2 separate regions of the Mus musculus genome follow, and region 2 is linked to region 1. Evidence: chromatin loops called from intact Hi-C (ENCODE). Cell type or tissue: gastrocnemius. All regions are shown on one strand. Each heading gives the region's core, and the rest is flanking DNA. Links, peaks and the distances in the headings are about the cores only.

Evidence for each region. Hi-C counts contacts between places; a loop is a spot of excess contacts. Peaks named below come from ENCODE experiments on the same cell type or tissue, not always from the same donor. Only the 100,000 strongest peaks of a DNase experiment are listed, where the experiment ranks them.
Region 2: a loop joins it to region 1, with 2.9 times the contacts of the local background. A loop is called at or near these places in 7 of 42 quality-filtered maps.

Annotation. Positions count from the first base shown.
Region 1 is chr10:91,028,280-91,039,116 of GRCm38, forward strand. It overlaps Apaf1 (apoptotic peptidase activating factor 1), which reads right to left. Exons shown (of 27, transcript NM_009684.2): 16 at 8,631-8,756; 17 at 3,270-3,431. Among named protein-coding and RNA genes, the nearest start is that of Apaf1, 49 kb to the right of the region's middle. In gastrocnemius, for the core only: a CTCF peak has its summit at 4,288 (motif pointing left); DNase peaks (open chromatin) are centred at 4,294, 4,618, 5,512 and 5,882.
Region 2 is chr10:90,797,407-90,808,243 of GRCm38, forward strand. All of the region lies in intron 17 of Anks1b (ankyrin repeat and sterile alpha motif domain containing 1B), which reads left to right. Among named protein-coding and RNA genes, the nearest start is that of Apaf1, 280 kb to the right of the region's middle. In gastrocnemius, for the core only: no CTCF peak of the experiment used is centred there; a DNase peak (open chromatin) is centred at 5,925.

The DNA.
Region 1 (10,837 bases), core at 876-8,875:
GAGGCTAACAATGTAAGGCCAGGAAGAAGCAGAAAAAGGAGCAAACATGGGTGAAGCCTTGGGGCCTACACATGGGTGAGGGAATCCCAAGGTCACTAATTCAGCATGCTACATAGGGTTCTAAAACAAGGTGTTTTATACAATATGGTTTGTTTGTTTGTTTTTCCTTTTCCACTAGGACACACCTTCTGAATGCTTTTTAAATGATCCTTCCCTGGGGTTGGGGATTTACCCCAGAGCCTGGGCCTAGCACAGGGTTCAACTCCCAGCGCCAGGAGGAAGGAGGGGAGAAGCTTTTTTCTTAAACATCACAGCTATCTGGAAAATGTAAATGAAGCCACCACCTCACACCTACTACAATGGCTATACACTTTCAATGAAAAATAAATAAAAATTTAAATAGAAAAATCGCGGTCAATGCTACCGAGGATGTGGAGACGTTGACAGCCTTATACCCTGCTAGCAGGAATGTAAAATGGTGCAGCCACTGTGGGAAAGTTGCCGCTCCTCAAAACCATACCACAAGATTATCATTATGCTCTGGCAATTCCAGCATGAGGAGTATATAACATGGCTATTAAAAGTTGGGCCTCCAGCAGATACATGTTCACTACCATTCACTGCAGCATCGTTGACAATAGCCAAGAAGTGGGGAAAGTCAGGGGCCTGTACAGAGGAATGTGATTTAAAAATGTGGCGACTATTCATATACACATATGGGGGGGAAGGAGAGAGGGAGGGAGAGGAGAGACAGAGACAGAGAAACAGAGAGTGAGAGACTGTCTAGTTCTGATACATTCTCTGACTCAAATAAGCCTTTAAAACACTGGGCTCAATGAAATGAGTCAAGCATAAATAAACCAGTATTATATAATACCACTTGTACAATTTCCAGAACAGGCAAATTCATGCATCATGTTATTAGTCACCAGGGAGTGGGGATAGAGAACTGAGAATTATTACTGGTAACAGAGTTTCTGTTTGAGTGATGAAAACTTTTAAAACATACAGTGGTGGCTGTGTTGTGGTGGCATATGCCTTTAATCCTGGCACTCAGGAGGCACAGACAGGTGGATCTCTAGTTTGAGGCCAGCCTGATCTACAGAATGAGCTCCAGGACAGACAGGGCTACACAGAGTCCTTATCAATTAAAGAAAGGCAAGACAAGGCAAAGATGGATGGAAGGATGGATGGATGGATGGATGGATGGATAGATGGATGGAAGGAAGGAGGGAGGGAAGATGCATGCAGTGGTAATGGCTGCACAACTTTATGAATATGATTACAATGCCAATTGTGTACATTTAAGAATTGTTTGGGCCCGGCAGTAGTAGCGCATGCCTTTAGTCCCAGCACTTGGGAGGCAGAGGCAGGCAAATTTCTGAGTTCAAAGCCAGCCTGGTCTACAGAGTGAGCTCCAGGACAGCCAGGGCTACACAGAGAAACCCTGTCTCAAAAAAGAAAGAAAGAAAGAAAGAAAAAGAAAGAAAGAGAGAGAGAGAGAGAGAGAGAGAGAGAGAGAGAGAGAGAAGAAAGAAAGAAAGAAAGAAAGAAAGAAAGAAAGAAAGAAAGAAAGAAAGAAAGAAAGAAAGAAAGAAAAAGAATTATCTAGGAACATCTTTAATTCCAGTTTCTAAGGAGGCTTCTGAAGTAAGAGACTGCAAGTTTGAGGCAAGCCTAGGCTATACTAGTGAGTTCAAGCAATTTAGCAAGATGCTATTTCAAAGTAAAAATGAAAAAGAGCTGAGGTCGTCGTAGTTCAATGATAAAGCACGTACCTATATTTGCAAGACCCTAAATCCACACCTTAGTCATCAGAAAAAGCAAGAAACAGTTTAAAATGGCAAATTTTACAGTATATATTTTTATCCTAACAAAAATCGAATTTTGAGTCTTCAAATTTTACAAATTAATTGTATGTATTCTATCTTTACAGACTTTAACACACTTAAGACAAACGGACATATTTTTCATCTTAGTTTCCTGCTAGAGGGACATAAGTCTACAAGTAACCAAAGACCAGATTCACAATTACTAGATCAGTAAGCACACACCCAGTCCCTCAATGAGCTTATATATAAATATATGATGGTACCATTGACTTCTAATACCTCTGTGCCATGCTTTTTAAAATGAGTATTAGCACAGAATGTCCATGAACCACAGGATTTGGCTCTCACAGTCCAACTTTGGACAAACCATTGTGTCTACTGAGAGCCCATCTCACCCATTAGACCTCTCACCATAGCAATCCACATCTCTTGGGGGTTTACATTTTAAATTACACATGTTGATGTGTACTCAGACCATGATGTCAGCATGAGACCTACCATTTTCTTTTTTGTCTGTTTTTATTTACTTTAGGAAAAATCTCACAGTTTCATTCAGTTCTTAAAGAGCCATCAAATTGTAAAAGAATTAAAGACACTCTGAGAGGCTCAAGAGACGGCTCAGCAGTTCAGAGCATGCACGCCCTTCAGAAGGGCAGAAGTTCATTTCCCAACACCCCGATCAGGAGGATCCCGGTCACTGTCACGCCAGCTGCAGGGCAGCCAATGCCTCTGGCTTTAGCAGGTTCCTCTGCTCACTCGAATGCACACCTCCACACACAGACACAATACATGCACATAATTCAAACCAATTTTTAAAGGTATTTTGAAAATCACCAAAATCAACCTATTTTAAAAACTTTTTTAAGTGATGAAGAAAGTATTCTCTTTTAAATAAACTTCAGGGGACGTGGGGCAGAAACATGGCCCGGCAGTGAGAAGCAACGGCTGCTCTTCTAGAGGACCTGGGTTCAATTCCAAGCACCCTCGTGACACCTCACAAGCATCTGTATGTAGAGTTCCAGGGGATCCAACGCCTTCTTCTGGCTTCCACGGCATTACATACATGGTAAAAAGACATACATGCAGCCAAAGCACCCATGCACATGAAATAAAACGTTGAAAATAATAAATTGGAGGAACACTGGACTGCTACAGTCTGCTCCTGTGGTGTCGGCTTTCCTATGCTGTTTCCTACTGCGTGTCCTGGGAGAGTAGAAACTATTTCTGACTTGCATGACTATGACCTTTTCTTACGAGGCCGCCCATATCCCCAGAGAGCAGGGCTTCTAAGAATTGTGAGCAGTTAGGAAGCCTGCGCCAAATAACAGAGCTAAGCTGGACGGGAGGGGGGGGGACAGGACAACACACACATAACAGAGGTTGAAACTTTGTGTCCGAGTGGAGTGGGTTGAGATGGCAGGACTTGGCAGGACTTACGAGGACTTTGTTTTTTGCTGCCACTATTATTTTGTCACCATCTGCAGACCAGGAACAACACTTCACGATCACCTCCACATCCTCTGGAGGGTCTTCTGAACTCAGGAAGAAGCGCTTCACATTAATGCTTTTCCTCTCGTTTGCTGATCTCACATCCCAAAGCTGTTTAAAAACAAAAAACAAAATTGCTTTACTCCCAACACACTCCTCTAGAATTCCAACTAGATTAAATGTCATACAAACATGCTCTGCCCAATGGATGGTCTTACACAAGCCTATTTTTTTATTAGTTTTTTAAATTAAGAAATCCAGCTTCCTGCAAGAACTAGACCTAGCCCCCTCCCCACCCGCCGCCGCCACATTTGCTGCAAATGTACAGCTTGGTCTTCATGTGGGTCCCCTAACCAGCAGATCAGGGCCTCAGTCTCTGTTCCCTGCCATTGGATCCCCTTCCCCTACCTGAACTGCCTAGGGTTGGGCCTCAGTGGGAGAGGATGTGCCTGGTCCTGCTGGAACTAGGTTCCCCCCCCCCCCCGCCCATGTCCCAGGTTAGGGTGGTACCCAAGAGGGGCTCCCCTTCTCTGAGGAGAATGGGAAGAAGCAATGGAGGGAGAAACTTGTAAAGTGGGAGGGGGGAGCTATGATCTGGATGTAAAGTCAATAAGAGAAAAAGAAAGGAAGGAGAAAGGAAGAAAGGGAGGGAGGGAGGAAAGAAAGAAAAAGAGAGCAAGAAATCCAGCTTCCATTTTGCAGAAACAAACAAACAAAACCCCAAAGTCACTAAAATTAGATAAAAAGTTAATTGAGCTGCATACAGTTTGACACATCTATAATGCTAGTGCTTTGCAGTTGAGGCAGGAGGATCGTGTGTTTGAAGCCAGTTTGGGCTACATGAGAGCTCATCTCAAAAGGAAAAAAGTTAACTGGGCCTTGCACAGGGTGGAAAGTGGCTAAAGATTGGTGTTGACAGTGAGAAGGAGTGTAAAAGGGACTCACAGCTGTCTGCTGCTGCCCTCTACTGGGACAAGCAGGAGATGCAAGTCACATCTACCACAAGCGCAGAAGCAAACTGTACTGGGCCCCGGTGCCTGCTGGGCATCCAGTGAGAATGAGACCCCTAAAGGAGGAACTATACTGAAAGCTATAGTGAGAGGAAGCATGGCTTCCGCTGTGCTGGGTAGGGCTATGGAGTGCCACAGAACTAACCAGCTCTGAGAAATGGACTATGAAACACTCTAAGCCCTATTCTGGAACAGCCACACAAGCAACGGCCCCTGAAAGGATGCACCTTCACTCTCAGACCTGAGCGTGAGCGGTGTGCTCTGGCTTCAAAAGGGTTACCATGTCCTGGACCAAATCCCCTCCCCCAAAAAAGGCTGCCAAACCCTAACACTTTCCCCTTGGGACAACTGTGTCTACTCTGTGTAAAATAAAACAAAAGAGACGACAGGCACTAGCATGGTTAGCCTTCTTTATCTAGTACAGAAAGAAGGCAGGCAGGCAGGATGGGTCAGGGGTAGGGAAAGCACCTCCCACCAAGCCTGGTGGCCTGCGTTCAGTCTCTAGGACCCACATGAGGGATGGCTAGAGCTGACTGGCCAACTTGTCCTCTGACCTCCAAGCATGTCAACACACACACACGTTAAATAAAGTAATTTCTAAGTTTTAAAAAGAAACAAACCAAATGGCAGAGCTTTGGTCCTAACATTCAGAATCTATGAGAAATCATACAGTTAGTAGGACAAACTTAGGTTTGGGAACTAAAAGCAGGCTGACACAATTTAATTTCACTACACCTACCAACACTGTGTGAGCTTCTGCAGCCAGCTCAGCCCCTAGAAGACAATGATAAAGTTTCACACATCAGGAGATGACACAGCCACACCACTGTATTCTGAGGAGGCCACTGCACCGTTCCCAGGGTGCCTGTGCACCCTAAGCTCTTGTGTGCTTTAACTAACAATCTTTAAAGAAAACGCTTTAAGACCATTTCTCTTTGAGGCCCAGAAAACCACATGGTTATCTACATGATACCCTACAACAAGCTTAGAGAATCCCAGAGCCTTTGGGGCATCGATAATTTTACAGCTCCTATTCTCTCAGACAGTAAAGGCTTTACAAGGCTCTGACCTTGACAAGCTGCTATCTAACATCATTTTGCTGGACCTCTGCCTGTGCAAAGAGCCAGTGACACTGGCTTAATAGCTCTGTGGGAAAGCCGTCATCAACACAGGCAGGTCTCCCTGAGTGGAGTGATGCCTGTCCCCCACTGCTAGTGACACTCACACACGAATACAGAAATCAAACACCTGTCGCTGACCAACATGACATAAACATTTCTGAGCTCAGGACTAACTGGCCACACCACTGGCTAGTAAATAGAATCGGTGTGTCCATCAGCTGAAGACCGGTAATAAAGTATACACATATTCACAATGAAATGACAATGAATGCAGAGACCCATGACTGACAACACGCTGGCAACAGTGATGTCCTAAACAAGTCACTCCTACCATTCGTCTAAGGCCTCTAAGGCCCAGGCAACACAGCAGCTGAAGGTGTGGAAAGAATGCACAGGCCAGGAGACAGGAAGAAAGATAGCAGAGCGCCATCTGCTGGGCAAGCTAGGGCAGCGATCAATCACAAACTCCCACCTGCTGTACTGAAACCTGAAAGGACCTGCAGGCTAACAAAAGGAACAGCTGAGCAGGTAAGACCTCGAGCCCGCTGGCTGGAGCTCAGTCTCTGGAACGCACCATGGTAGAAGCAGAGAACCAACTCCTGCAAGCTGTCCTCTGGCCTCCACACTCGTGCTGTGAGATGTACACACTCGTACGCAAAAATAGGCAGACAGACAGAAAGATAGGTAGTGTAACTTAAAAAAGGGAACCTGGCATCAGCCTGCCATAGATGGTTAAGAAACTCAAGGGGTGCACCCCTCACTGCTGAACTGTTTGATACTGACGGAGTCAGAAGGAGGAAACATTGCCTTGGGTTTGTAACAACTGGCAATCCACAGGCACAGTCAGTCAGTCATGCACAGAAATCTACATATACACATAACTTTAAAAATAATATAAAAATCTTTAAATTAAAAAGAAATCAGTCTGGAACATAATTTTGTCACTGTTTATCCACTTGCCATCTCCCTAACTTTATTCTGAATAACCAGACTGTGGGGCATACTTTTTTCTTCTAGCGTTTAAACCCCAAAGGCCTAGTATAGTATCTAGCATCCAGTGAATACTAAATACACAGTTTTTAAAAACTTATAGCTGAAAAGACAGATTATATACCAGTTTCACGCACAGATGAATAGAAAGTTACTAAAGGAAATACAGCTTAGCTTTCTTTATAAGTAAAAAAAACCCACACTCACCTGAATGCCCTCCCAAACCCCATGTAAAACAACAGTAAAGGGATTTTTTTTTCTCTCTAGCTACAACCCACAAGATAAAGGAAATTGTGACGGGGTAACAGGAAAGGCCAGGAAGAAGAAAGGTAGGTGGGCTCCTAAAACCTGAATCCTGAGCCTGCAGTGGGGAACCAGCTGAACGAACTCAAATCTAAGTGGCTCAGAAAGTGCAGGCTGGTTCCTTCTAGAGAGAGGGGCTAACTCAGGAGGGCTCTTTAGAGATCCACTGAGATCGTCCTGCCACTCTACGGTCCAGGTAGGCTGTAACCCTAAGAGTGGGCTGGGTTGTTTTATACTTAACCCAGTTAAGGGCAGGGTCAGTATACTGGAAATAAGGACATTAAGATAAAGCATACATTCCCTTTGCCACCTCTGCCTAGATACCACGGTATGTTCCAATGACTCTTCTCACTACAACCAGAAAGCGAGGCATTTCTCTCAGAACACTCACCCTGATCAAGACGAAAGATTACCAATGAGAGCTCATCATCAAACCGTGAAAGCTGAGCCTGCAGACGGCTCAGGGACAGACCTGACTCCTGAGCACTGCCCTCCTGCCTCCACACACACACCACGGCACCTCCACTCTCATACTCGTGCACAAAAAAAATTTTTTTTTAAATATAAAACCCTAAGAACCCTAGAAGGAAACACAATTCCCAGACACCTTCCTGAAGTCACTGCTACACAGGAGCAGGTACTGAAGACAGCTCTGGAAAAGGCATACGTAAACCAAAAAAAAAAAAAAAACGATTCATACTGGCAAGAAGAAAAAATACAGTCATGAAATTGCGGTGTAATGTTTTTTAGGAAATATAATTCTAAGAACAAGTACTGAAAAATCTGTGAATAAGTTTTAAAATACTGTTGTATTTAAAATATTAGGAAACGAAGTGAAAGAATCTTCCAGAAAGGAGAAAGGAGAAAAGGCAAGGAAAAAAAATAAAAATCCAAAAACAAATATTCCAGAAAAAAAAAAGTAGAGGAGAAATCAAACAATTGGAGAAGACTCCAAAAGTGACAGATAAAACACCAACCATGTCCCCTTTCACAGCATTGTAGATAGAGCTCCCTAGACTCTTCAACAAGACTACAGTAAAAATAAGACTGGATTCTTCAGGGAAGACAGAAGCAGGCTAACCTGCCTCCTGATGCTACCGATCTAAAAATACATGATGAATACATGTTTAAGAGGAAGATATGCTTAAAGTGAAGAATTTAAACTCTGGGTTATAAAGCATTCAAAAATAACAGTATGACAAAGGTTCTTAGCAGCTGAAAGGAAAGCCTTCCTTCTACAAACATAAAAACGCTGCTCCGGCTTAGATCTAGGAACTCCGCCAAAGGCTTATGAGCTGACAGGGTGGATCCCAGGCTGCGGCACAGGCACACGAGGTTTTAGGGCAGTGGTTCTCACCCTTCCTAATGCTGTGACCCTTTAATACAGTTCCTTATGGATCCCAACCGTAACATCATTTCATTACCACTTCACAACTAATTGTGCCACTCTTGTGAATCACAATGTAAATGTTTTTGGAGACAGGTTTGCCAACAGAGCCATGACCCACAAGTTGGGAACCACTGTTTTAGAGCCTTAAGGATGAGGGCCTAGAGAAGCCAAGTTAGGCCCTTAACATGTACCCTTGAAGGGAACAGTGGAGCCCCAGGCCTTCCTATTTCCTGCTTTGCTTCCAAGACCCTAATAGGTAAGCAGTTTCTTTCACCACACGCTCCCTGCCACAAGGCACTTGCCTTGGCACAGACAGAGACAGGGTCAGATTAAAACCTCCGAGACTGTAAACAAATATGTCTTCCCTCTTTACAGGTTGTTTATCTCAGGCTTGTATCCCAGCTTTGGAACACTAACACCAACAGAAACTCCCATTCACCACAGACCATAAGGGCTTCTCTAAAGTTAGAGCCCTCTCGTGATGTTCAAAGCTCACCCTTAAAGTCCCGTCAGCTGAGCAGCTAGCCAAGAGCTCATCGTCTGGTGAGAACCTGCAGTGGTTGACTGAGTTCGTGTGACCAAACATGGTATTTCGACATTCTTTTTGATTCAAATCCCAGAGCTATTTGGAAAGGGAAAAAGGATAAGTTAAAACCATAAAAAGGCAGTGCTTGAGACTGGTGTGTCGGGCACCTGCAGTTCCAACTACTCGGAGGCTAAAACCGAAGGACCACTGAAGCTCAAGGGTTCTAGACCAGTCCTGGCATCTGGCCCCTTTGAAACTGCAATCAAGGTGGAAAGAGGAAGTGCAGACTGGGAATGGTGGGCCCAGGGAAAGGGAGAGGGAGAGTTGGGTTGGATATGATCAGGATACACTATATATGTAAATCAAACTGCCGACGGGTCTATTTTAAGGTCTATACTAAAGGGGGCTCGTGAGCATCTGAGCTCTCCCAGAGACCCAAGTTGATGAACTTCCTAGCACCCACATCAGGTAGCTCACAACTGCCTGTAACCTGAGCTCCAGAGAACTCAATGCCTTCTGCTGTGGCTTCCATGGCAACCCACACACAATGGCATACATACATGCACATACATAAGCAATATATAAATAAATTAATTTTTAAAAAGAAAATTAATCTAAGTTAAATGGAAAAAGTAAAACTCACACTAAGTTCTTCCTTTTCATTTGAACTGCTGGTTACAGAACGATAATTAATTCAGAGTAACATGAAGTTGTCAAATACAAAGATAAGCTTGTGATTAATAACTGGGCACCTTTAGATCAACATCTCAGTCCACCAAGGAACTTGAAGGCCTCACTACACTTTTATTCTGGACACTAAACTAACTGAACGACTGTTGCTTATTTTTAACTGAGTGGTTTAGAATTGCAGTATTTAATTAGCTACAAAAATCAGTAAGTAATGTATAAATTGCCTCCATATTTTTTAAGTACTAGGTTACAAAAATGGTCCAAGCAAGCTTTTTTTTTTTTTTTTTTTTTTTTTTTCATTTTTCTGAGACATCCCAAACCTTGAGATAACTAATTGGGTAAAAGCTATTAATGGCCTAAAAAAAACCCAAAACCTTCCCTGATACCAGAATACAGGAACTACCGCTCAGGTCAAACAGCAGTCCAGTGAGCCACCCAACAAGTCAGAGTGACAGTCCTCGAGCAAGTAACTCTACCTGTCTAGTAACCCAACACCAGGGAAAGGAAAAAGGAGAAAAAGAGACTTTTTAACAGAATAAAAGAGACAACCACCAAGAGCCAAGTTTGTCTGGATTCTGAATCTAATAAAGCTATGGGTCTGAGACCACATATGGGGAAATTAACACAAGCCAGCTATGTAGCAGAACCACAGCCCACTACTCTTAGGTGTGAACACAGCATGGTACTGTCATCTGAGGGTGAAGCTGAAATGTTTCAGGTGAAATGACAAACACACACACGGTTTGCTCTAAACAAAAGGTCTAGTTTTGGATGTAAAGCTTTTATAAAATAGGGCTGGAAAGATCTCACTTTGATTTTTCGCAGTGCTGAGGTTTGAAGCTGGAGCATTTGCGTGCCAGGGCAGCACTCTCTAGTGAAGCTTCGCCCACCGTATCCTTGTGGAAAGTTGTAAAACCGCATCTGTTTGAGCCACAGTTTTACTCTGTAGCCCTTGCTATATAGCTCAAGCTCCTCCTGCCTCGGCCTCCGGAGAGCTGGGATTGCAGGAGTGCAGCCTGCGGTTCTCTAAAATGTTTCACATGCACCTCCTAAAAATCTGAGATGCCGCTGTAAAAATGGTGTCACATTGTGGACCAACGATCTGAAACAAAATTAATTAAAAAAAAAAAAATCCAAAAGAAGATAACTTCTAGAACACCAGAGAATTTAATCTACCTACAGTTATCTACTTAAAGAGACTAAAAGATGCAATCTCCTATAATTCCTAATCACAATATCATCAGATATTCATGAGGCGGACACGTGGGTTTTGCTTATATTCCTACCACACCTTTTCCTCCTTCCTTCTGCGTCTCACAGCAGCTCCTTCTTCTGAACTGTTACAATTCTCACACATCAGGCCTCCTCCTTCTCTCCCTTTTACAGGGCCACGCCTGTGACCTGTGCACAAGCCTGTTGGCACTGCACTTACGGAACAATGAGTCTGAACTAAACGGGGTAATGAGGGACTTCTCTAAACTCTGACC
Region 2 (10,837 bases), core at 1,360-9,359, 230 kb before region 1:
GGGAAGCAAGAAAGGATTGGGGAGAGCTTTAGAACTAAGAAGGAACCTGTGCAGGACGAGTCAAGGGACAAGGAGTCAGTCACTGACGTCAGAGATCAAGTCATCAAAACCTGTGCCCCTATGGATCCAGGAAGGAGCTACAACACATTTGGATGATCCTGAGACAGGACAGCATGGAAGGCAGTTCCAAGCATCAGAGCAGGCTCTGTGGGTGGAGCCTGGAGGTGGAGAATTGTACAGGGTGAGGTCTATTGAAGACTCTTGGACCAGAAAATGGCGCACGTGAGGCAGGGCAGGGTAAAGGAAGTCACTGGAGTAGCTGTTAAGTGGGGAAGGCTACAATCTAATTTACATGCCCAGTAAACCATCAATTGGCTGGATGTTAGCAGGTAGTAGCTGGACAAGAGTGTAAGAAAAGGACACTGTCTCAGGCTTTTATTGCTGTGAAGAGACGCCATGACCACAGCAACTCTTACAAAGGACAACATTTAACTGGGGCTGGCTTACAGTTTCAGAGGTTCAGTCCGTTATCATCATGGTGGGAAGCAGGGTAACATGCATTCAGACACGGTGCTGGAGAAGCTGAGAGTTCTACATCTTGATCTACAGGCAGCAGAAGGAGACTGGGTCACTAGATGTAGCTTGAGCATAGGAAACCTCAAAGCCCGTTCTCACAGTGACACACTTCCTTCAACAAGACCACACCTCCTCCAACAAGGCCATTCCTCAATAGAGCAATGACCTATGAGCCAAGCATTCAAACATATAAGTCTATGGGGGCTACTCATATTCAAACCACTAAAGACACATTGGAGAGATTCCCAGAGACGTAAATCAGTGTGCTCACTGAGTTAGTGATACGTGCTTGGTTTAAGATATGTGTTTAAAAGCGAATCAGTAGAACATACCAAAGAACTGTTCCAGGAAACCAAAGAATCAAGACAGATTCCTATGCTACAAGCCTGGGCATCTCAGTGAATGACCATGTTGACAACCAAAAAGGCAGAGATAACAGAAGCAGTGGGGGAGGGGAGTAGAGGCAAAACCAAGGATTTTGTCTGGGTCACACCGCCTGACATGCCTGCTGGCTCTATAAACGCAGTCCTTGTTAAGTGGGAAGGTGAATGTTTTGGATGGAACTGGGTGTAAAAAAAAAACTGAGCCATGGGTTTCAAAGTGGGATTTGATGTGCCATCTAGGGAATACACGTAGTGTGCAAGGATGTTATTATGAATTGCTACAAAGTCTGAAGCTAATAGTGTAGGAGCAGAGAACTGGCCTCCCAGGTGTGACACCCCCTTGTTCAGTCCCCAACGCTGCCCCAACGTGAATAGAATATCAAGATTAAGCTACATTCGTTGTCACTTTGGTGAAACCCAAGTTCAATTATTTTAGCTCTCTCTCTCTATTCCAATCTCAGCAGCAGTATTGTCAACCGGTTCATTATAAACCAATTAACTTCAGATGGTTACTATTAACGGTAATAGCCATTAAGTGCTTCCTCGAGGCAAGCAGTAGACACAGAACTGTATAAGAAATGTCTCTTTCTGTTCTTATGCAGAGAGCCTATCAGCTCTGAGGGGCCACACTCTACCATTCTGCCTATGTTCCTTACTCTTAACAAAGAAAGCGTCAAAGGACATAACAGAACTGTATTTTGTGTGTCGCAGGTCACTTTGGTTTAGGAAACTGTCTAAGCAGATTTTTTTTTTCCTTCTTGTCTCATCTGGAACTTAAATATTGAAATCTTTGGAACAAGCTCAGAGCTGGCATTAGCAAATAATGTAGTTTGTCTTCCTAATCATTGGACTACGAAAATTGTAATCTTCTCCACTATTTGATAATGTGCTTCAAAATGATGTCTCGGTTTGAGGGTGGGGAGATTGGTTTCCCTGTGTGATAGAGGCTACCTGAGAACGGACTAAGGAAAAAATAATCTAGCCTTGATTCTGAATTAATTCTTTTCTAAAAATCCTGAAAGCCTTCTTACATATGGAAATTTTCTCTTGACACCATAAAAGACTTTAATAGTCATCAGAGGAACTGTCCGACCTTAGTACAAAGCAACCAAATCAGTTCGGTGTGTGAATCCCTCATGCAGTGTGTCCCTGAATTGGTCCAATGACTATATGGGCAAGATAAAAATCAATCAATGGGGTACAAAATAGCAGGATTTAAAGAAAGCTACTTTGTTGCAAATGTCAAGTACACAGAAGCACTTGGAGTTAGAATATGTTTGGAAGAATACAATGGATGGTTGTGGCGATTAATTTTGATTCTCATTTTGGTTTGTTTGGCGTTAGTGAGGCATTTGTGCTTGGGATGTGTCCATAGAGGGTTTTCAGAGGGAAAAGGCCTGCCCTAGACATGGATGGTATCATCCATTCCCTGCACTGGGGTCCCAAACTGAATAAAAACAAAAAGGAGACCGCCAGTGAAATGCTGGAGTTCTTTCTCGGCTGATCCACCAGATGTGGGCAAGTAGCCTCTGACTCTCACCGCCACCTCATTTGTCCTAGGAGCCTTCTTCATTGTGCTAGACTGTGCCCTCAAATCAAGAGGCAGAATAAATCCTTGTTCGCTTGAATCTCCTCTTGTCAGGTATTTGATCGCAACAACAAAGAAACTAAGTAACCCAAGAGAGAAAAGGGAAAGGAGTCTCTCGGGGAAAGAGATGAGCCTTCTCGAAGCCTTTATCATCAACACTGTTGAACAGACCATGAGGATAGCAACAACACTGGCATTTTGTTTAGACATTGAAGGTCACTCTCCTGCAGTATGGAAAGTAACAATCCAGAGGGAATATTGGCAGTTTAATCTCCAGATAACTTGGTGAGCTTCCCTGTGTGTTGTAGGCATGCAATCCCAGCCCTGCAGCAATGGCTATGTGGCTGGCTTCTGTTTTAATTAGGTTCTGTCACCTTTTCTTCCTTTCCTAGGGAAGAATGGGAGAAATGGAGAGTGTCGAGGCCTCTATCACAGCCTCCACAACTAGGGCTCGCTCTGCCTCAGTCTCCATTTCCTATGACACTTGTCTCCTGCTTCCAGCCTGAGTGGAAATGGAACAGGAAGGGGGAAGCACAAACCTGTTTTTACTGAATGTAGAAAGAAACAACTTCTTTGGTGTTCCCCCAAGAGGCATTAAACACAAAACAGGACAAGGTATTAGAAGAAAATAAATGGTCTTGAGAAAAGTCAGAAAGACGAATTTAAAAAAAGAAAGAAAGAAAGAAAATAGGAACTGACTGTGACTTCAGGAACTAAGGAAGTCTAGAGGGTCGCGCTTTCCCTTGATGCTAAAATGGTGTGCTGTTTCTCCTCCAGTCTCCCAGGTAAATGGGAATCGGTTTTGTGTTTAAAATATCAGTCAGTAGATAGAAGCAATGATGGAATGATTGGCAGCGGATGTGTGATCAGTTATCCCCAGAGTGGTTTTGACATACTCTGAATTTATTGTGTTCCTGTTCCATGCAGGAAACTTTGGGTTTACTGACTATAGTTGTTCTGCATCGAGCAGATCAAAGCCTTCCTTCACCACATCAGATACATACATATATATATATATATATATATATATATATATATATATATATATATATTGACACCTTCCCACACTCTATGGAAGACAAAGAAGCAGCTGGAAATCAATTATTTTGCACACAATAACAAGTGACATGCTTTTCTAGGGATATCTAAATTTTGCACAGAAATCTACAAATAAATACGACTTATTTCTGATGTGCATAGATGGAATGTTCACGTTAACATCTTAAGAAGGCATTCCACCAATTTAACCATTTTTCTTGTGTAGTAGCCGATAAGTAATTAAGAACAGTGGGCTTGGGGGGAGTCATGTTCTCAAAGGGAAGTCTGCTTGTGAGAGCTAGTTAGGAATCAGAGAGCAGAACCCTCCCTGAATAACATAGGAATTCTCTTATATTCAAATGTTCTGGATACTAGAGGCAGAAAGGGTTAACCCTGTAAAAGAGAGAGAGGAGAGAGAGGTGGGGGCATAACAAAATATGAGCATTTTAAAGTCGCACAAAGATGCCTCTGGGGCTGTGGTAGTATTAAATATTAACGTCACACAATAAAATTACAGAAAATTCTAAATAATGAAAAATATCACTCTGAAGCAGAGCTGCCACTTGAGGGTGAGATGGGCACAGAGCAATCGCAGCATGATCCAGGATGTGTGTGAGGCGCGAGGGCTAACTCAATCATAGCCTCCGTGTTGCTACTGTGAAGTAATGAAAGTTGTAAGAGTGACAGCTCTCACGCTGCTTGAGGTCACAGGAGGAAAATATTTCTGTGCTGTACATGTGTTTTCCTTTAAGATCTGCCTTGAATGGACTTTAAAAGTTAGCAAGGGCTGTGTAATTTATTAAAATTCAAGACTCACAACAATGTAGAAAGCAGGATCTTTTCTTAGTGCCCCCAAATTCCTTCAAGTTAATCCTGATAGAGATGGATTCCATCTTCATTTATGATAGCTTCCTTTCAAATGATTTCCTTGGAGGACACATACATTATAAAAAATAAAAGCATGGCAGGCAAAGCAGGCAAACGTCAAAGCAGCGGCCATCTAGGGACCCCTTAGCTCCTTGTTCATCCCTTCTACCCTTTATACAGAGACAGGGATGTGGGTGGGTGGGACCCCTTACATAACTAAATGCCTGCCAAAAGGATCCTCATTAGAACATTGAGATTGTGGCAGTAACAGAAACCACGCTGAACTGCTTGGATGAGTCCTGTTAACATTTTGACCATTAAAATGAATTCCAGACAGATAAGGATGACAGAAGAGAGGGACAATCATGGAAGGCACAGAAGACATCTGAGAGATGAGTCCTTTGAACCAGATACGGTAGATAGTTTACAGTGGTTGGTTTTGATACTTTCCTCACTGTTGAAGCAAAGTATTGGAAAAAAAAATTCCAGCCCGTGGAAAGACGGCTTTATTTTGGCTCACAGTTATTTTGGAAGCCTGTCTTAGTGGGGAAGGTAAGTTAACAAAGAGAATGTGGTGGCTGATGGATTGCATCTGCCTTCCCCAAGCAGTTGCTCTATCTGCTATTGCTCATCCACTTTCCTTTTTAGTTAAATCCTGGAGGGTGGGTCTTCCCACCTTAATTTACTTAATCTAGATAATCCTTAGATTGGCCCAGAGACCAACCTAATCTAGATAACCCTCCCAGGTATGCCTAAAGGCTTATCCCCTATAGGTGATCCTAGAACCTGACAAGATGATAATAACATTAACCTTCCCAAAGATAAAATTAACATTTGCAATTCCCTTAGATCAGGAGTTGAGGGGACTTCTCATTTATTGTCCCAGCTTTCATGGTGTGTGTTTGTTCTAAGCTATGTGTGTGACATGTGACAAATGTTCTCTAGATGACTGTTGAATATGTGAAAAATAGGAAGAGAGAGAGAGAAGGGAGGGGGGAGGTAGGGACTTTCAGAAGGAAGAACGAAAGGAAAGACAACAGGGGAGATGAGAAAGAAATACTTTCAACAAAAGCTAGAAATTATTTTTTTCTCCCTGAGACTGGCAAGTTTTGGCTCTCATGTGAAAACTGCAGTTTTTGTTAACTTGCTTCTATCGGTGACTTTTATCACCTGGTGGAATGTTTTCTAATTCTTTTTTTTTTTTGGCCCTGTCGTTCCCCTGTACTGGGGCATATAAAGTTTGCAAGTCCAATGGGCCTCTCTTTACAGTGATGGCCGACTAGGCCATCTTTTGATACATATGCAGCTAAAGACAAGAGCTCCCGGGTACTGGTTAGTTCATATTGTTGTTCAGAATCTAATAGACTTGGCACTTAGGAAAACATCACATTTTCGGCTCTAAGCTGTGTTGAGATGGGTGGCTAGAACACTTCATGTCAGGAGAGGGCACTGTCAGCCAGCCAGCTGTGTCTGGCTATCAGTGGAGGATGGTGTAGGTGGAGCCGAACTTTTTTGGGTGCTGTTTGCTTATCGATCCTCCTGGCTTTTGGAGTGGGTTCATCCCCCCACCCCCCCACTCAGCCTCCGCCAATAGCTGGCAGGGCTATACCCAACTGCAGCTGCCAAGCCTAGATGTGCTTCCTTCAAACAAGCTGAAAGGACGGAGTGCTGTTAACCCTCTCTTCTGCAAGATGCAAAGCTTGCAGGGTGGCTAAGAGAGAGAAAGATACAGGCATCCTGTAAGATGCTACATCTCCACCTGATGCATCATATAACTTTTACTGAGCCATGTAGCACTTGGGCCAAGTTATCATATAATATTAAAACTTATGGACCACAGAGCATTAAACTCATAAGAAGAAAAAAAAAAATGTGTGCTCAAATGCCTGGCTAGAAGCCAAGCAGATGTCCTGAAATCTGTACCTCTGAAATCTGTGTCTTCTGAGTACAGATCCCTCCCGCTAACCAGTGTTGCTTTGAGTAGTTGAGATAAACTGACACAAAGAAATGGCTCGAAGATGACAGGATCGAATTGAGCCAGGCCCTACCACTGCTACAAGTGAGCTATGTCACTTTGGGAAAGTTCCTTGATTTCCCCCAAGACTCTGTCACCTCAGCTGAAAATGTAAAAGTGAAGATGGAAACACAATACAATAGAAGTACAAGAAAAACTAGTAAAAGTCGAAATACCATCTTCCCATCCACGCATCGAACAAGCGCTTGCATTTTATGTACTTGACGAGTGCCCCGTTACATAAACTCTATGAGAAAAAGTACTTTCTCTAATAAGCAGCCATCTAAAGTACCCAGAACAGTGCCCGGCACAAGGGAATCCTTCCAAAAAGCATCAAATGATGTCCTCCTATACTATACAAGGAAGACATGCTTCTTAGCTTTGAACCTTCTGCTTCTCAGAGGCCTGCGTGAGTGGCTCCACCTCTCTGTGCTGGGGTTCTTATTTGTGAAAAAAGAGGCTGCTAATTCAAGAGACCTCCTTGAATTGTGTGAAGATGGAATTGCGTGCAAACATAGAACTGCTCAGACAGCAAGTGCTCCGGATATGCTAATGGCTATTCAAACAGTAAAGGCCTTGATCATGCTAGCAAGATGCTGGATTAAGCCCAGGGAGATGTAAAACTGAAGTAGGCATAAGTCCCCCATCATCAGTCTGGAGACAGGATACAGAGGCAGTGACAGGTAACTATAAAAGTAAAAGCAGGCACCTCCCAGGACAGCCTGTGATGTCAATGAGTAACAAAGCCACCTGAACACTTTCTCTCTCTCTCTCTCTCTCTCTCTCTCTCTCTCTGCAGTTTCAGACTAACTCCTTCCTCCCTGATGGGAAAGAAACCTGTACGTGGTCTTCACAATGCTGCTAGGCACTGCAGGTGAATCACAAAACTTATGTACCAATGTGGTTGCCTTTCTCTTCTTTGAAAGTCACTTCCTGTCCTTCCTGCTTCCCACTGGGCTGAACCATAGAGGCCTGCAGAGCACAAAGCCTTTGCTTCCTCTGCAGGGCAAGCTCTAAACACAGCCGCTCTCCCGACTGCGTTCCAGTGAGCACTGTCATTCTGCAGAACTAAGGAGGGATTTCCAGAGCTCCCAGCCAGAACCAGCAGTATAAAGATGTGTGTGGGGTTTCTTTAGGAATGAATGCTCTTCTGTGAAAGCTGACAATGTTTTTTTTTTTTTAACCAACCACCTTAGAAATTGTTCCAGAAGTTCCTTCAGGGGAGATCATGATTGTCTGCTCTCAGGAAGAGCAAATGCCCAAGAAGCACGTTTGAGAGGCATCTGAAGATGTATATCCGCAGCCTATCATAGAGGACAAAGATATTTCATTTTCTTGCAATATTTCAGGGCAAGTGGTCTAGTGAATTAAAACATCAAATTTAGTGAACAGAAATAATACAGATCTTCTTAAAGTATTGATTCCTAGTTTTTTGTTGGTTTGAGATTGGATCACATATTCTAAAGAGTAAGCGTAAATGACATAAACAGATTGCAGTTACAGCTGCATTTATACTAGGGAGAAACCATGGATCCATCCATTGAATATACTCTGTTATAATTATGTTGCATGTCTTGAGCTACTTTTAAAGATCTTTTAAATTTGAAGAGTCGCTAAGTATATTGAAGTGTAACAAGAGACCCAGCCTCTATCTCTTTACAACAAACTGAATATGGTCCCAATTCTAAAATAGCTCCAAAGCATATCAAATTTGATAGCTCTAACATAAATATGGAACTAGACCCTGATATGAGAGCTATTAAGTAAAACTCTCCCATTTGTTAGTAATACTTAAGTTAGTGGTATTTTAATATTCCTGAGTATTTTAATGCTATATGTATGTCCAGGTACAAAAAAAGGGCAACACATGCTAGGCACTACACATGTAGCTGACCCTAGGAGAATAGTCACTTGTTGAGTTGATGGGTAACTTTGTACCATAACTGCCTATCTCCTTTTTGCAGTTGAAGAAGCAGACTGTCTTAGTTAGGATTTCCATTGCTATGAAGAGACAACATGACCATGGCAACTCTTATAAATGGAGAGAGAGAGAGAGAGAGAGAACCATTTTCTTTCCAAACTTTCCAACATACTTTCATCCAGGGATCCTAGCTTCCGGGGCAGTTAAGATGTTCCTGTTTAAAGGATGCTCTTGGTCCTTGCTTTGGGATCCCTCACAAGTAAATCTGTCACCAGCTTCTGGTAACTGGGTAGTAACTTTCCCCAATCCCTCAAGTTACTGAAATGGAAGATAAGAGTATAGTCTCCCTTTAGAGTGTGGTGTGTCCCTGCCTTTTAGGTTCCTCTGGTACTTGATGCATTATCTACATACCAATTACTCTGGCCTTAGACAATTAATTCACCAGCTACACAGCTTTCGCTCAGCCAGTGCACCTTGAAGCAGACCATACAGAAGCACAAGGTTGGCATTTCCCTGGTTTTTCAATGAGTATAAAGTAGAAGAGAAGAGAAAAATTCTCCCAATGACACAATGTTCTCTTTTTAAAGAAGCCTACTCCGTTTTGAAAGACAGGCAATTGGGAAGTGGGTGTTGGGGTCAGGGAGGCACAGTATGTTTAAGTAGTCCCATTGTAACCAGCCAGATCCAGCTAAGAATTGAGGAGTTTAGGTAGATTGAAATATTCAGCAGTGATAATTTCCATTTAGCGAGAGCATGTTCTGTACAGAGCACACAAATGACAGCATCCCCACCCATGAGTATTTGTGCTCCCGCCTTATGTGCCTAAATGGATCTGTGTGTGCCTCGCTAACTCTCTGCAGTGGTTGTTGGAAGTCACTAGTGGCCGTTTCTACAGGGAACAAGCTTGAACATAGATTAGATATTTCTGAAATAGAACCACATAATCCTAGTTTTTATCTTGTACAAAATCTTCCTTCCTAAAGATTAAAACGCATCATAGTACATTCCGAGTGAATAGGAGAGTTGAATCTAAAATCTCTTTTAAATTACTGAACCAAGTTGGGGGCAGGCAACCAATTTTTTTTTTTTATGATCTACAAAGAACAGAATTTATTTCCTAGGAAATCACAAAGGGGAAAAAATATATCATCGATATATTAGAAAACAGAATTCCTATGCCTCAAATAAAAATCCAAAGGCAAAATGTCATATTTTGAAGGAATATTTGTAAAATAAGCCAGCAAGCATTGCTCTTGTTATGTAATAGTTGTGGATAGATCAGTGAGAAACATAGAAAGAACCCAGAAGCCAACTGGACAAAAGATGTTCTCTATTCACAGAACAAGCACAGATGTCCCACAACGTATAAAAAAAACCACACAAGCAATTAAAGTAATAGCTTCTATTTTCACCTTTTTTTCTAAGATTTCCTTATTTTATTTATGAGTACACTGTTGCTGACTTCGGATACACACCAGAAGAGGGAGTCAGATCCCAATCCGGATCACTGTAATGCCACCTTGTTGTTGCTGAGAATTGAACTCAGGGCCTCTGGAAAACCAGCCAGTGAGTGCTCTTAACTAGTGAGCCATTTCTCCAGCCCCCTTCTTTTTACCTTTTAAACTGACCAAGACATGGTATTATTACATATGCTAAAACACACACTCTTATATAATACTGAAGGGAGCAGAAAACCAATGCTATTCACCAGGAGATGGAGATGCATATTTTCCTCAGGAAGCTTAAGGGGACAACACCCTATACCCAAGGACTCATTGTGAGACTGATTAGAAATGCCACAATGGTTGGCATGTGAGGATATTCATTATGGTATTCATTTTAATACAGAGGAAAACTAAAATGATCTACTGTCAGGATACTTTTAAATACACTGTGGTATGTCGAGCACCTCCTCATTTCACACACTTGTCTTCCTTAGCATCCCTCGGGCATTCTTCAGTGTTTTCTGTGACTATAGCTGTCTGCTCATAGCTCCTGCTGACTGGTTCTGTCTGCTTGTACGTGGTCCAATTCTCCCTCCGCCCCAGTTCATCTCTCTCTTTGGAGCACCTTCTAGGTTTCTACCCCTGTAACCAACTGCCCAATTTCTTCCTCTCCTTAAATGTAAACTCCTAAGAAGAAGACTCACTCATGAAGCAGAGTCACAACTGGCTCTGGGAAGGGACTCCAGGACTCTCCATGAGGGAGTAGTGGCGGTATTGTTTGGTACAGGACACAGCTGCCCAGGCAGGATATAGCCTTGTGTGTAGGAGTCACAGACTCGGCAGGTATCATCTTAGCAATTACAGCACAATTCCTAAATTCCTATCTGTGTATTCTCAACAAACTACCACACTGGCCCCAGATTGTTTCTCTGCTTTTCTTTATTGCTTCCCTTTGCTTTGCTTGAGGTTCAGAAACCATGGTTTATTTCACTTTGTACCCCCAAT